Regions from separate parts of the Mus musculus genome. Here region 2 is linked to region 1. Evidence: chromatin loops called from intact Hi-C (ENCODE). Cell type or tissue: heart. All regions are shown on one strand. Each heading gives the region's core, and the rest is flanking DNA. Links, peaks and the distances in the headings are about the cores only.

Region 1 (8,451 bases), core at 1,621-6,620:
TGGTGGACGGTGAGGTGGAGCTGAGAGGTGAAGGAGTTTTCAGACAGGAATACTGCACCGAGGGTGTAGCTCAGGGTAAAGTACTTCCTAGGATCTGTGAAGCCCTGGGACCAATCGGTCAAATCTGTCAGCACACACACACACACACACACACACACACACACACACACACACACACACACACACTCACAAAGATGAAGGGTGATCAAGGATGGAGGGCAGAGTCAGCAAGCTGAGCACAGATGTTCAGGCAGGGAAACAGTTGTAAATGATGCTGAAGTGATGAGTTTCTTTCTTGATTTTTGAGACAGAGTTTCTCTGTGTAGCCTTGGCTGTCTTGAAACTCTGTAGACGAGGAGGCTGCCCTCAAACTCACAGAGATCCACCTGCCTCTGCCTCCAGGAGTGCACCATCACCGCCTGGCTGGTGACCTTTCTTTACGCATTTGTGCAAATCCAGGGCATATTCAGCACCAGTGGCCCTTGTGTGTCCCATGGTCCGATGATGCTTCAAATGAGCCAATGCATGGGAGGAATCAGAGTGCACACGGGACTTCACCTTCTGCTCAGTCTTGCTGTGAGTGAGAGTGGCTTGAGTGAACAGTTTGTTTAGAACAATGTATCTCTGCCACAGTGCCAGGACTGCCCTTGTCCGGTGTCCCTGGAACCTGCAGCATCTCACCTTTGTTCTGAGCCTCCAGCAAAGACCTCCCCGTGGATGATGTGAGCAGAAGCTCCCCCAGCCCATCTCCTGTCTTTCCTGGAAGCCAGGCAGCCCCACCCTTACCCTCATTCATCCCAGCCTCACTCGGCTGTGGGCTCAGCAGATTCCATATGGTACCACCTCAGGTACCACCACTCACCCGTTTTAACAAATAAGTTATTTATTGAGACAAGTTTTCACTGTGTAGACAGAAGTGACCTTCAACTTACATCCTCCTGCCTCTGCCTTCCACGAGCTGGGATTAAAGGCTTGTGTTACCAGGCCTGGCCCTCATAGTTTTGTTTTGTTTTTTTAAAAAAAGATTTGTTTGTGTGTTTGTTTGTTTGTTTGTTTGTTTATATGAGCACACTGTAGCTGTCTTCAGACACACCAGAAGAGGGCATCAGATCCCATTAGAGATGGTGGTTGTGAGCCACCATGTGGTTGCTGGGAATTGAATTCAGGACCTCTGGAAGAGCAGTCAGTGCTCTTAACTTCAGTGAGTGTTCTTACCTCTCCAGCCCCCCTCATATATATGTATATGTATATGTATATGTATATGTATATGTATATGTATATGTATATGTATATGTATATGTATATGTATATGTATATGTATATGTATATGTATATATATTTTTTGAGACAGAGTTTCATTGTGTACTCAGACTTCTGGAACTCCGTATATAACCTTAGGCTAGCCTAAATGCTTCTTCCTCCTGCCTTCGCTTCTCCAGTGTGGCATTTGTCACACGAGGACCATGATTTCTGGAGGAAGAAGTTGAAACTTTTGGCAAATCAGTCAAGTCCAGCCTGTACCCCTTTCTCGGGCTTGTAGCTCACCCATACCCAGCATCTCTTCTCTAGACACCAGGGCGACAGCAGCCTCTCTACCCCTTTACTCCTGTGTGAGACTGTCCCCTAACCCAAGGTGTGCCTTCCCGTCACCCCAGACTGGCAAAGCCCTGAAGGGATTAAACCACTGTCCCCTAGGGCTTGTCTTCCCTTCTGCCTCCCACACTGTCACCCGCAACCTGCCAGGTACTTGGCACCCAGGTGACCTTTAAAAAATATTTTATGTATGGCTGTTTTACCTGCATGTTTGTCTGTGCATGCCTGGTGCCTGTGGAAACCAAAAGAGGGCATTGGATCCCTTGGAACAGAAGTTGCTGACAATTGTAAGTGGCCACGTAGGTGCCTGGAATGGAACGCAGGTTTTCTTAAAGAGCAGTCAGTGCTCTTAATTTATGAGCCATCTCTCCAGCTCTGGGATAACCTTCTTGTCTATAGTCTCCGAGTCTGGCCTATGCGTTAGCTACTGCAGGACCTTAAGGAACTCCAGATGTGCAGGACACTGGAAATGCCCAGGGGACTTCCATTATCTGCCCACTAGTCTGGCGGAAAACCAGTCTGACCACAGGAAGCCCTCAGGCTAGGAGTTGCAAGCAGCCTTACCTCTTCAAGGGACCGCCCTCTTATATAGCCCTTTCCGGCTGTCCCAGAGGAAGGCCTTTCCACTAATGCTTCTCTACCCAACCTGATGCTTTATCCCTTTTGCCTGAGTGGGTGGGGAGCATCTCAGAGATCGAAGGAGGCTGAGAGGGGTTGAAGGCAGGAGATCAGGCGGAAGCCTACAGGCCAGTAAGCCTAGAGTGCCAGCAAGGCAAGCAGACAGACCCCGTGTCAGTGCTGACTTCCAGAAAGTTCTCTCACCTCCACACCTGTGCTGAGGCAGGGGGGCTCAGGCCTGCTTTTTTTTTCTCCTCCTCTTCTTCTTCTTCTTCTTCTTCTTCTTCTTCTTCTTCTTCTTCTTCTTCTTCTTCTTCTTCTTCTTCTTCTTCTTCCTTCTTCTTCTTCTTCCTTCTTCTTCTTCTTCCTCCTCCTCCTCCTCCTCCTCCTCCTCCTCCTCCTCCTCCTTCTTCTTCTTCTTCTTCTTCCTCTTCCTCCTCTTCCTCCTCTTCCTCCTCCTCCTCCTCCTCCTCCTCCTCCTCCTCCTCCTCCTCCTTCTTCTTCTTCTTCTTCTTCTTCTTCTTCTTCTTCTTCTTCTTTAAGACAGGGTTTCTCTGTGTAGCCTTGGCTGTTCCAGGAGGAACTCTCTGTGTGGCCTCAAACTCACAGAAATCCACCTGCACCTGCCTCCTATGTGCTGTGATTAAAGCTGTGTGCCACCACAACCAGCCTTCAAGTTTTTTTTTTCTTTTTTAATTTAACTTTTGTATTTATTTGAGACAGAATCTTACTGTGTATGTAGCTTAGCTGGCCTGGAAATCACAGGGTGGCCTCAAACTCACCGTGATCCACTTGCGTCTGCCTCTCAAAATTAAGACCTGTGACAAGATTAAGGCCTGTGCCACCACCGCCTGGCCTTAATAAATACATTTGTTTGTTTGTTTGTTTGTTTCAAGACAGGAGGTTTTTTTTGTGTAGCCCTGGCTGTCCTGGAACTCACTCTGTAGACCAGGCTGGCCTCAAACTCAGAAATCCACCTGCCTCTGCCTCCCGAGCGCTGGGATTAAAGGCGTGTGGCACCATGCCCGGCTGTACATTTATTTTTTTAAGTAGGAAACAAAATGATTCTAAGCACTTAGCACCTTTTGTTTTTAAACCAAGGTTTCACATGGTCCAGGCCGTGACACAGTTCATAACCAAGGATAGCCTTGAATTCTTTTTTTTTTTTTTTTTAAATACATATTTGTTTTATTTATTTATTTATTATATGTAAGTACACTGTAGCTGTCTTCAGACACTCCAGAAGAGGGCATCAGATCTCGTTACGGATGGTTGTGAGCCACCATGTGGTTGCTGGGATTTGAACTTCAGACCTTCGGAAGAGCAGTCGGGTGCTCTTACCCACTGAGCCATCTCACCAGCCCAAAAGGTTTTCTTTTTTTTTTTTTTCAAAGATTTATTTATTATTATATGTAAGTACACTGTAGCTGTCTTCAGACACTCCAGAAGAGGGCGTCAGTTCTTGTTACGGATGGTTGTGAGCCACCATGTGGTTGCTGGGATTTGAACTCTGGACCTTTGGAAGAGCAGTCGGGTGTTCTTACCCACTGAGCCATCTCGCCAGCCCGAATTCTTTTTTTGTTTGTTTGAGACAGGGTGGCACGATATAGCCCTGATTGTACCAGAACTCACTATGCAGATCAGGCTGGCCTCAAACTCGCGGAGATCGGTCTGTCTCTGCCTCCCAAGTGCTAATGTCAAAAGTGTGCACTGCCGTGACAAACAAGCCTCCAGCCTCGAACCCTGGATCCTTCTGCCTTTCCCAGTTTCCTCTCACTACCTAAAGATGCAGCTCAGAGGCACTAAGCAAGTGCATGTTGCTGAGTCACATGACTCCAAGATCATGTGACACCATCTCCAGCACTTGTTCACTTTCTAAATTCCACTTCCCTGCCTTCATGCAGCCCTGGCAGCCCCCTTCATTGTGCCCCTGTCCTATGAATCCGATGTTTTAGAGACTTCACACATGTGGAGCCCTACAGGATCCAGTTTCTGAGACTGGCTGACCTCACAGCCCAGCGTTCTCAAGTCCTGTCCCCCCCACTCCCATGTTGAAAGAAAACAGCTGCTTACAGCTGCTTGGAGCTGGCCACCATAACTCACAGTGGTACTCAGTGTGTGTGAGGGCTTCCCATGAGGTACTGAGAAGAGCTAGGGTGCTCACGAGACTATTCTAAGCCATCAGAAAAGATAGACCCTAGCCCTCAGTGGCATTCGTCCTTGTACCCTAGGTCCTGTGTCTGCTAAGGAACTTGCTACTGACTGTGGGCATCTGCCAAGGATTTTTTTTACTTTTATGTTGTAAAAAATGAATCGACCGGTCTCCTAGAAACATTCTGGTTGCTTCCAACGGCTGATTATTGATTGTTGTAATTGGCTCCACTTCGTCCTGAGTCAGTCCTCCGTGGAAAAGTACAAGGGTTCCCGCTGGAGGAGGATGAGCTGGTCAGACAGAGCGAGGAGGTGGCCAGAGGAGGCTCTTCCTGGGTCCAGCTGACAGCCCTGCTGCCCCAGAACACCCTGGTACCCAGGGAGGCGCTGGGCACTGAAATAGGCGCCAGCCTCTCGTGGGGGTGAAAAGAGGAACAGAAAGCAAGCCTGAGCGTTTGGCACACGCTCTGGGAAAGGGCATCATTTTGCTTCTGTCCTGCCCATCCCCCCGCACCTGCACCAAGGAGCTGTTCTGGGGAAGACCATCTGCAGTGTGTGTGTGGGGGGGGGTGGGGTGTATGTGAGTGTGTGTGTGTGTGTGTGTGTGTGTGTGTGTGTGTGTGTGTGTGTTACAGTCCAGGTGAAGGAAACTTGCTTTTTTAAAATAAAAATTGTGTCCCACTGCTGGGTGTGGTGGCTCACGCCTTTAATCCCAGCATTCTGGAGGCAGAGGCAGGTAGATTTGTGAATTTGAGGCCAGCCTGGTCTATAAAAGTGAGTTCCAGGGCATCCAGGGCTGTGAAGTGAAACTGAAGTGAAACCCTGTCTTGAAAAACCAAATCAAACCAACCAACCAACCAAACAAACAAACAAACAAACAAACAGAAAATTGTGTCCCATATGTCCTTCGAGCTTCCGAGCCTCTCCACGTGGTCAGCCATGTAGCAGCCTAGTTCTAGTGTGCTGTTCACTCTGCCTTGGTGCCACCTGCACACTGCCAGCTCCCACACTGTGGCTAGCCTTAGTTCCATCTAGTTAGAGCATCGTGGACACACCTCTGGCTGTGGACATCAGACTCTGATCATATGGTCATGAAGAAACAACCTTTCAAGGGCAGAGCTAGGATCCTCTGGGTCCCTAACCCATGGCTCTCTGTCGCTTCATTCCACTAACAGACATATCAGATGCTGTTATCACACCTGGACCCTCACTCAATAGTGAAAGAGAACATATGTGGGGACCCTTCAGGGTCCTCAGACATTTATTCCGTGGATCATGGCATCCTTTGAGCTGAGCTGGGAGAGTCCTGGGTGTCCTTCATCGTCCCAAGGCAGGCCTTGGGTCTCGGGGCTCTGCCTAGCTGCAGTTTGGAACCAGAGCCCTGCTATTACAAACATGGCTGGTCATGATCATGGCTGCTGTCTGGTGCAAGCCGAGGGGACAGACAGGCTCTGAGTCACTGCTACAGGTTCAGGAGAGCATTGGTGAACATATTATATGATATGATGGGGGAGAGAGGAGAGAGGAAGGAAGAGAAAGACGGGGATCTATGCAGTAGATATAGATTACACAGCTTGCTACAAGACTGAGTGCTGTGGAAATGGGGCCTGGCTAGAGCGTGCAGGGATAGCAGGTGACAAGGGCGGGTGCTCTAGAAGATCCCGTGACTAATAGGTGTAACTGCTGTATCCTGCAGCTGCCTGGGGCAGGGTGGCCTTTGTGTCGTGGGTAGTGGGATGTGGGAGGAGAGAGGTCTTTGTGGACAGGCAGGTGATTATACTTAAGCTGTCATCCCAAGGGCTTGGGAACCATCAAGGGTCTGGCCATCTGAGGGTCACTACCCGGCCATGTTACCAGAAGGCAGGGACAACGTGGTAAGCCCCAGAGAGGCTCTGCCTGTGTTGTTGCAACCACACCCTGCCCAGAAAATAATAAACAACTTTAAACAGGATCGAGGGCTGGTAAGTGACTCAGTGGGCGAATGTGTTGGCCACCAAGCCTTGACAACTTGCATTCCCAGGACCCACACGGTGGAAGGAAGGAACTTCAAGTTCCCTCTGCATGTACCATGTAGCATGAGTGTGGGTGCACCCAAATGAATAGGAAGTAAGGTTAAAGACAGATACAGTACACCCTCAGGAGGCAGAGGCAGGTAGATCTCTGTGAGTTCGAGGCCAGCCTGGTTTACATAGTGGGTTCCAGGGCTCTATAGTGGGACCCTGACTTAACAAAAGAATAGGAAGGGAATATGAGGAGGGGGTGAGCCTTCCTTTGCTCCCTTCCCCTCAGTGGTGAGCCTCTGCCCCAGAACTGAGAGAAAGGCTGCTGCTGTTCTCAGCTGTGGGGATTTTGGCATTTGGCTCTGCAGCCCCAGGAGACATGTCTATATAATTCTATAATTAGCACAGAGGAGGCCAAGAAGAGGGCTCTGGGCATGCGCTAGGAGGATGGGCGGTGCTGGGTCAGAGAAGGGAGAGGAGCTTCCTGTGTGGGGTGGGGTGGGAACAGCCTGCGTGCTCAGCAGCTTTGGAACAGAATGGCTGGATGGTGAGAAAAAGCTGCCAGTGGCCAGTTGGACTAGAACTCTGGAAGCTTCGGGCTTACTTCCCTGGGGCAGCATGGCACAGGACCTGAGTAGAAGCCTTTCCACCGGTGTCCTGCTTGAAGCCTCAGTTTCTCTATTTGTAAAATGGGGCGATGTTCCCTGCTCTGGCTGACACTCGTGAGAAATGAGAGTGTGGGACTCTGGATCAGCGCTGGGGCTAGGCCTTGACCATGGTTGCTGAGGGAAGGTTGTGCAGAGGGAATCCTGAGGGCTGGAGGACTGGGCCTCCCTGGGGCCGGGCCAAGCCAGGCCCCCCCCACCCCCCATCTGCTTTCTGATGGGCACTATCTTCTCAGTGTGTACCATCTCAACCTGTGCAGAACCAACTCCGAGGTTACCTATGCAATATCTATTACGACCTTCTGCAGAGGTTGGTTTGGTCTTCCAGGGCCAGGCAGGTTGAACCATTCAACTGGCCCATGGAATCTGACTAGTCCCTGAGCAGGTGGGCTTTGGCTGCCCTCTCTATCTGCACAGGTCGGAACCTGGATGGGAAGACAGTAGCTAGAGGTATGCCTCTGTTTGGGGCCTTCATCCCACCCCACACCTTTCTCCTTTTGTTTTTGAGGCAAGGTCTGATGTAGCCCAGTTGGCTTTGAACTTGCTGTGTAGCCGAGGTTAACCTTGAACTCCTGATGTTTGTGAGATTACAAGTATGTGTCCCTATAACCCTTCCCAGTGCCTTTCTGCAAAGAGTTTGCATACACATGTAGTCCTAGCCGGCCCCCTTGGTTTGAGTCCAGCCAGAAGTGGTACATGGTTCTCTTCTCTAAGCACCATGTATGTGAGCAAGCCTAATATATGGGACCTAGAAATCGTTCCTCAGCTGTCTCCAGCTGCACTTGGAGAACATTTGGGAGCTGTAGAAGGAAAGGGAAGCCTGTCTTGGGGTAAAGATGTAGGCACATGGGCAGCTCACACTGGGGATTGTCACAGGCCTGCAGGGGTGCTGAATAACCAGAGACGGAGACTGTGCTCCCTGTCCAACATCTGCAGAGTGCTGGGTGGGTTCTCCAGGCCAAAGCCGAATCACAGAGATGGGTCCGGATGACCTGTGGCTGGGCAGGGAGAAACCAAGATCTTTGAGTGTTTGTGAATTGGGACGGTAGCTCAGTGGTAGAGCGCTTGACCTGGGTTTAGTTGGCAGCTGGGGTCTCGACAGGGTAGAGAGCCAAGGGAATTGCAGTAATCTGGAGTTTCAGATGTTAAAGGACACCCCAGCTTTGTCTTTTAATAGGTAGCTCCTCCCACGATCCAAGCAGGACCAGGGTGGGGTTCACAGCTATGAGTGAAAGGGGGCAGCTTAGCAACAGAGCTGGCTGCAGCACCCCTTTAGGAACCTGTACCCACACTTGGGGTTTTTCAAGTGGGATGACTAACACAGCGTGATCTGTACTGAGGAACTGGAGATGAGAGGAGCCCAGGCACCTAGCCTGACCCTGCTCTGGCCTCTGATGGCCTCTGTCACCGGCTCTAAGTTGTGC
Region 2 (5,000 bases), core at 1-5,000, 110 kb after region 1:
GGGCCATCAACTGCTTTCTGACAGGAGGGAGCTGAGGCCTGCTCTGTGGAGGGAGCTGAGGCCTGCTGTTTTACGTTAGTCACAGGCCCTGGAGGATGAGCTAATCCTGCTGTCTGGCTGCTGGACATCCTGTGACCATCACACTGCCTTCTAAATACGTGGTTTATGTCCGGAGGCCAGTGCTGCTGTGTGGAGAGTTATAATTGGCCCAATGCTGAGAACAAGTGACAACAGAATGCCTGGCTGTAAATATCTATCTATGCCGCCCAGATCAAGGCTCAGGGACATCATGAACAGTGAGCACAGACGGTGAGAGCTGAGGACAGAGGAGTGCCATGGGATCCTGACTCGGGACACGGCATGCCTGCTGAGCTCTTGGCCTCACAGTGGATCTGATTACTTGTACAGGAGCTGCATGGGAGTGGCCGGTCAGCAGCCTGTCAGGGATGGGTACGGGTTCACCAGACTACACAGTCACTACAGTAACTCTTCCGCAAGAGTTACTGACAGTTAATGGTTGCTGAGGCAGAGCCACCGCCCATACTCCTGAAGGACTATTAAGATTCCCTGATAGTCTCACAGATAGGGAGATGGACCAAGTTAGATGTGGGAAGCCACATGTGCCGTTGCAGAGTGGCACTGACTACTGCTGGCCACCACGCATAAGTTTGGACAAACAACCAATGTGTACATATGCAGTAAAGTTTTTTGCAAAGACACTGCCTTGCCCGGGCATGATAATGAGGTTTTGAGAGTATAACCAATCAGATGTGAGACATGCAAATGAGGTATGATAATGAGGCTCTGTGAGGTACAGAGAGAGAGTAGCCAATCAGATGAGGAACATGCAAATGAGGCGTAGTGCATAACCAATCCGGGTGTGAGACACGCCTCTCCTAGGCCTATATAAGCAGCACCAGCTCTGGGCTCAGGGTCTCTTCGCCTCTGCAATCAAGCTCTCCCAATAAACGTGTGCAGAAGGATCCTGTTGCAACGTCGTTACTGCTGGCCAGTCCAGCGCGGGCAAGAGTTAGATAGTAAAGATGGTGAACTTCCTGTGGGTACTGACTATGGACTGGTCGGTCCTGCAAGTTCAAGGTCAGATCTTTACCCCACAGCTATGGACCCATCAGCCTCTCTGTCATGGTTCAAACTCAACAACCCTAATTGAGGAAGGAAGACCTCCTTCAGAGACCCTTAGAACCCTCAGTCCTCCAGGAAAGACTCGGGGGCGGGTGTGTGTGCGTGTGTGTGCGCGCGTGTGCACGTGTGTGTGTGTGTGTGTGTGTGTGTGTGCGCGTGTGTGTGTGTGTGTGTTCACCCCTTACAGCCTTTCTTTCAGCGTGTCTGCTGTCTGCTGTCTGAGATCAGCCGCTACCCCTGCTGCCCCCTGCTGCCCCTGCCGTGGTTGAGAATTTTCTCTTTTAATCTTTACCTGGCAGAGAAGATGAACCCAATCAAGACCCCTAGACAGTAACAGGAACTGTCTCAAAAAAGAGATTTAATCTAAGCTCTCAGTGTAGTGGCCTCTAACTGTCTCCGGAGGCCTCTGATCACTCCTGCTCCCTCCTGCAACCTCTGGCACCAGTCTGATGCAGCTAACTTCACACCCTCTGATGACTGATGCAGCTAACTAACTGCACCACCTCTGGGGACTCTGATGCAGCTAACTATCTGCACCACCTCTGGGGACTCTGATGCAGCTAACTAACTGCACCACCTCTGGGGACTCTGATGCAGCTAACTAACTGCACCACCTCTGGGGACTCTGATGCAGCTAACTGCACCACCTCTGGGGACTCTGATGCAGCTAACTAACTGCACCACCTCTGGGGACTCTGATGCAGCTAACTATCTGCACCACCTCTGGGGACTCTGATGCAGCTAACTAACTGCACCACCTCTGGGGACTCTGATGCAGCTAACTAACTGCACCACCTCTGGGGACTCTGATGCAGCTAACTAACTGCACCACCTCTGGGGACTCTGATGCAGCTAACTAACTGCACCACCTCTGGGGACTCTGATGCAGCTAACTAACTGCACCACCTCTGGGGACTCTGATGCAGCTAACTATCTGCACCATCTCTGGGGACTCTGATGCAGCTAACTGCACCATCTCTGGGGACTCTGATGCAGCTAACTATCTGCACCACCTCTGGGGACTCTGATGCAGCTAACTGCACACCCTCTGGGGACTCTGATGCAGCTAACTAACTGCACCACCTCTGGGGACTCTGATGCAGCTAACTGCACCACCTCTGGGGACTCTGATGCAGCTAACTGCACACCCTCTGGGGACTCTGATGCAGCTAACTGCACCACAGCTTACTTTGGAACCTTGCTCTACTTCTGCTGGATTAAAAACACCACAAGAGGGCATTGGATTCCATTCCATTCCACATGGTTGTGAGCCACCACGTGGTTGCTGGGATTTGAACTCAAGACCTCTGGAAGAGCAGTCAGTGCTCTTAACCACTGAGCCACCTCACCAGCCCTCTGTTGTATTTTTAATACAACTGCTTTTTTGTTTATATTTCTTTCTCTAAAACAACCTGTGAAATCTCAGCAGAAGTTTAAAAGTTACCTTCACTAAACATCTGTGTTAAGTGTCTGCAAAGCTAAAACAAACAACATAGGATTGGTTTAAAAAGAATAAGTTCAGAAATTCTACATTTGACCAGTAATCCCAACAGCCTCTGAGTAATTCTTTTTTTTTTAAAGATTTCTTATTATATGTAAGTACACTGTAGTTACCTTCAGACCCACTAGAAGAGGGTATCAGATCTCATTACAGATGGTTGTGAGCCACCATGTGGTTGCTGGGATTTGAACTCAGGCCCTTCAGAAGAACAGTCGGTGCTCTTAACCACTGAGCCAGCTCTCTAGTCCTGAGTAATTCTTTAAATTGTACATTTTATACATTTTTTTTCTGTATGGATAGTTCACAACAAAAAAGAAACAAAAAGAGGAGCTGAAGAGATGGCTCAGAAATTGTAAACACTTGTTCTTGCAGAAGACCTGGATTTAGTTCCCAACACTCACATGGTGGCTCACAACTGTCTATAACTCTGGGTCCAGAGGATCTGATGCCCTCTTCTGGCCTCCATGAGTACTGACATTCATGCATGCAAAACACTCATTCACATAAAACAAGCAAACAAATATGTAACGAGAGAAAATGTGAGCTAGCCAGTGCCAGGCACGGTGAGGATACCTATAATCCCAGCAGGCAGACCTCTATGAGTCATTCTAGGATATCCAGGGCCACAGAAAAGACCCTGCTGCAAAAACCCAGTGAATGTTGATTCTAATGAGAACCATAAGCAAAGTACCAGCAAGTGACTGTTTCCAAGATCATAGCTGATAGGACACCCAGAGCTACACTCATGGTAACCATCTAAATACAAGATCAAACATATTTATTTTAAATTTCTAATTAGTTTATTTTATGCATATGGGTGTTTTTCCATTCGAAAAGCTTCACTGAGCAAAGAGAACAATCACCAGAAGGCAGAGCCTTGGGCAACAAAAGGAACACAAAGCTCGCATCTGCCCTCAGGCTTTGCCTGTCTTGGCTATGGCCTCTAGCAGCTGCTGCAGCCACTCACACACAAGTCTGCACAGAGACTGGCTTCTCTCTCAGGAGCAGGATGTGGTTTATATGGCAGACTGACATAAACTGTTCCAAGTTGCCAAGTGCTCTGCAGATTACAGCATCCACATCCCACCCAGCAATGCGTTCGGATTCCTGCCTCTCCTCTCCACACCAGATCAAGCTTGCTATGTGTACCTTTTAGCATCGGATGTTCAAATGATTTTGTTTGTATTTTCCTGAACATTAATGATGTTGAACCCAATTCCATGTGCTTAACCAGGCATTCATGGATCTCCCTTGGTGAACCCATGCCCAATTCTTAAAAACTGGGTTATTTCCCCTAACCAAGAAGTTATTTACAATTGATACCCACTGGCTAAGGAAAATCAGTTTTCTCTCACTGGGTATATCAACAGCTCTACAGGGCAGGTCATGCTCCAAACACAAAATAAATGCCACTTTTTTTTTTTTTTTGGTGAACTTTATGTTGCACTTTGGCATTTTTGTCTTATTATTTTTTGTTTGTTTTGTGGGTTTTTCCCCCATTTGTTAAGAGAGAGGTTTAAGAGAGAGAATACAAAGTTAGGTGGGTAGGATCTGGGAGGAGCTGGGGAGGAGAAATACATGATAAAAATGTATAAAAAATTTTAAATAAAAACACGAATAAAACTTACTGAGTTTTCAGAGTTCTTTATCTTTAGTGATAAGTAATTAGCATAGGTTAATTGTCAAGCATATGAGTCTCAAGTATTTCCTCCTGGACTTTGTCTTTTTTTCCATTACAAATATTAAGACTACCTGATATGTACTAAACAACCAAACAGACAAATAGCTGTTTGAATATAGCTGAAGACAAATTCATTGGCTGAAAAATGTCTCTATTAAAGAATGCAGAATACAACACAAAGCAAAAGACATTTAAGAGCCAGGAAGAACAAAACAAGACCGGTAGCTAATCAAGATCCAACAGGAAAAAGGGAATGGAATGTCTATAGGGACCTTTGTAGAATTATTAATAGATGCTGATCCTCAGAATCAATAAGTCTGACAAAGTCAGAATAAAGTTAGATGGCCTCACTCATAAACAGGGGACTACTTATTCCTAATTTCCCTATACCCCAAATCCACTGAATGAACGCAGAGAGCTTCCTGAGATCATGCAATACCCATACAAAGCAGTGTAAGAGGAGACGACACTGTACAGGAAGGAGCAGCTGGGGGCCAGATGCACTGAGCAAAGCCTGAGCCGGAGGTGACCCTGGACGGCATCCCAGGCAGAGGTGTGGCAAGAACTGCTGGCAAGGAGAAGAAATAACAGCTATCCACCCACAGCAAGGATCGCAGACTAAGCAAAAGCTGCTTCAGAAGCAGGTGCATCCTGGCCTGACCCCACCTCTGTGTT

The links. Hi-C counts contacts between places; a loop is a spot of excess contacts. Peaks named below come from ENCODE experiments on the same cell type or tissue, not always from the same donor. Only the 100,000 strongest peaks of a DNase experiment are listed, where the experiment ranks them.
Region 2: it touches region 1 in a loop (2.2-fold over the local background); 2 of 42 quality-filtered maps call a loop at or near these places.

What each region holds. Positions count from the first base shown.
Region 1 is chr12:111,739,447-111,747,897 of GRCm38, forward strand. It overlaps a transcript of Coa8 not described here. Among named protein-coding and RNA genes, the nearest start is that of Klc1, 15 kb to the right of the region's middle. In heart, for the core only: no CTCF peak of the experiment used is centred there; DNase peaks (open chromatin) are centred at 4,265 and 4,745; H3K4me3 peaks cover 165 bases; H3K27ac peaks cover 821 bases.
Region 2 is chr12:111,848,320-111,853,319 of GRCm38, forward strand. The region is part of intron 4 of Ppp1r13b (protein phosphatase 1, regulatory subunit 13B); the gene reads right to left. Among named protein-coding and RNA genes, the nearest start is that of Zfyve21, 37 kb to the left of the region's middle. In heart, for the core only: a CTCF peak has its summit at 3,104 (motif pointing left); DNase peaks (open chromatin) are centred at 282 and 4,882; H3K27ac peaks cover 571 bases.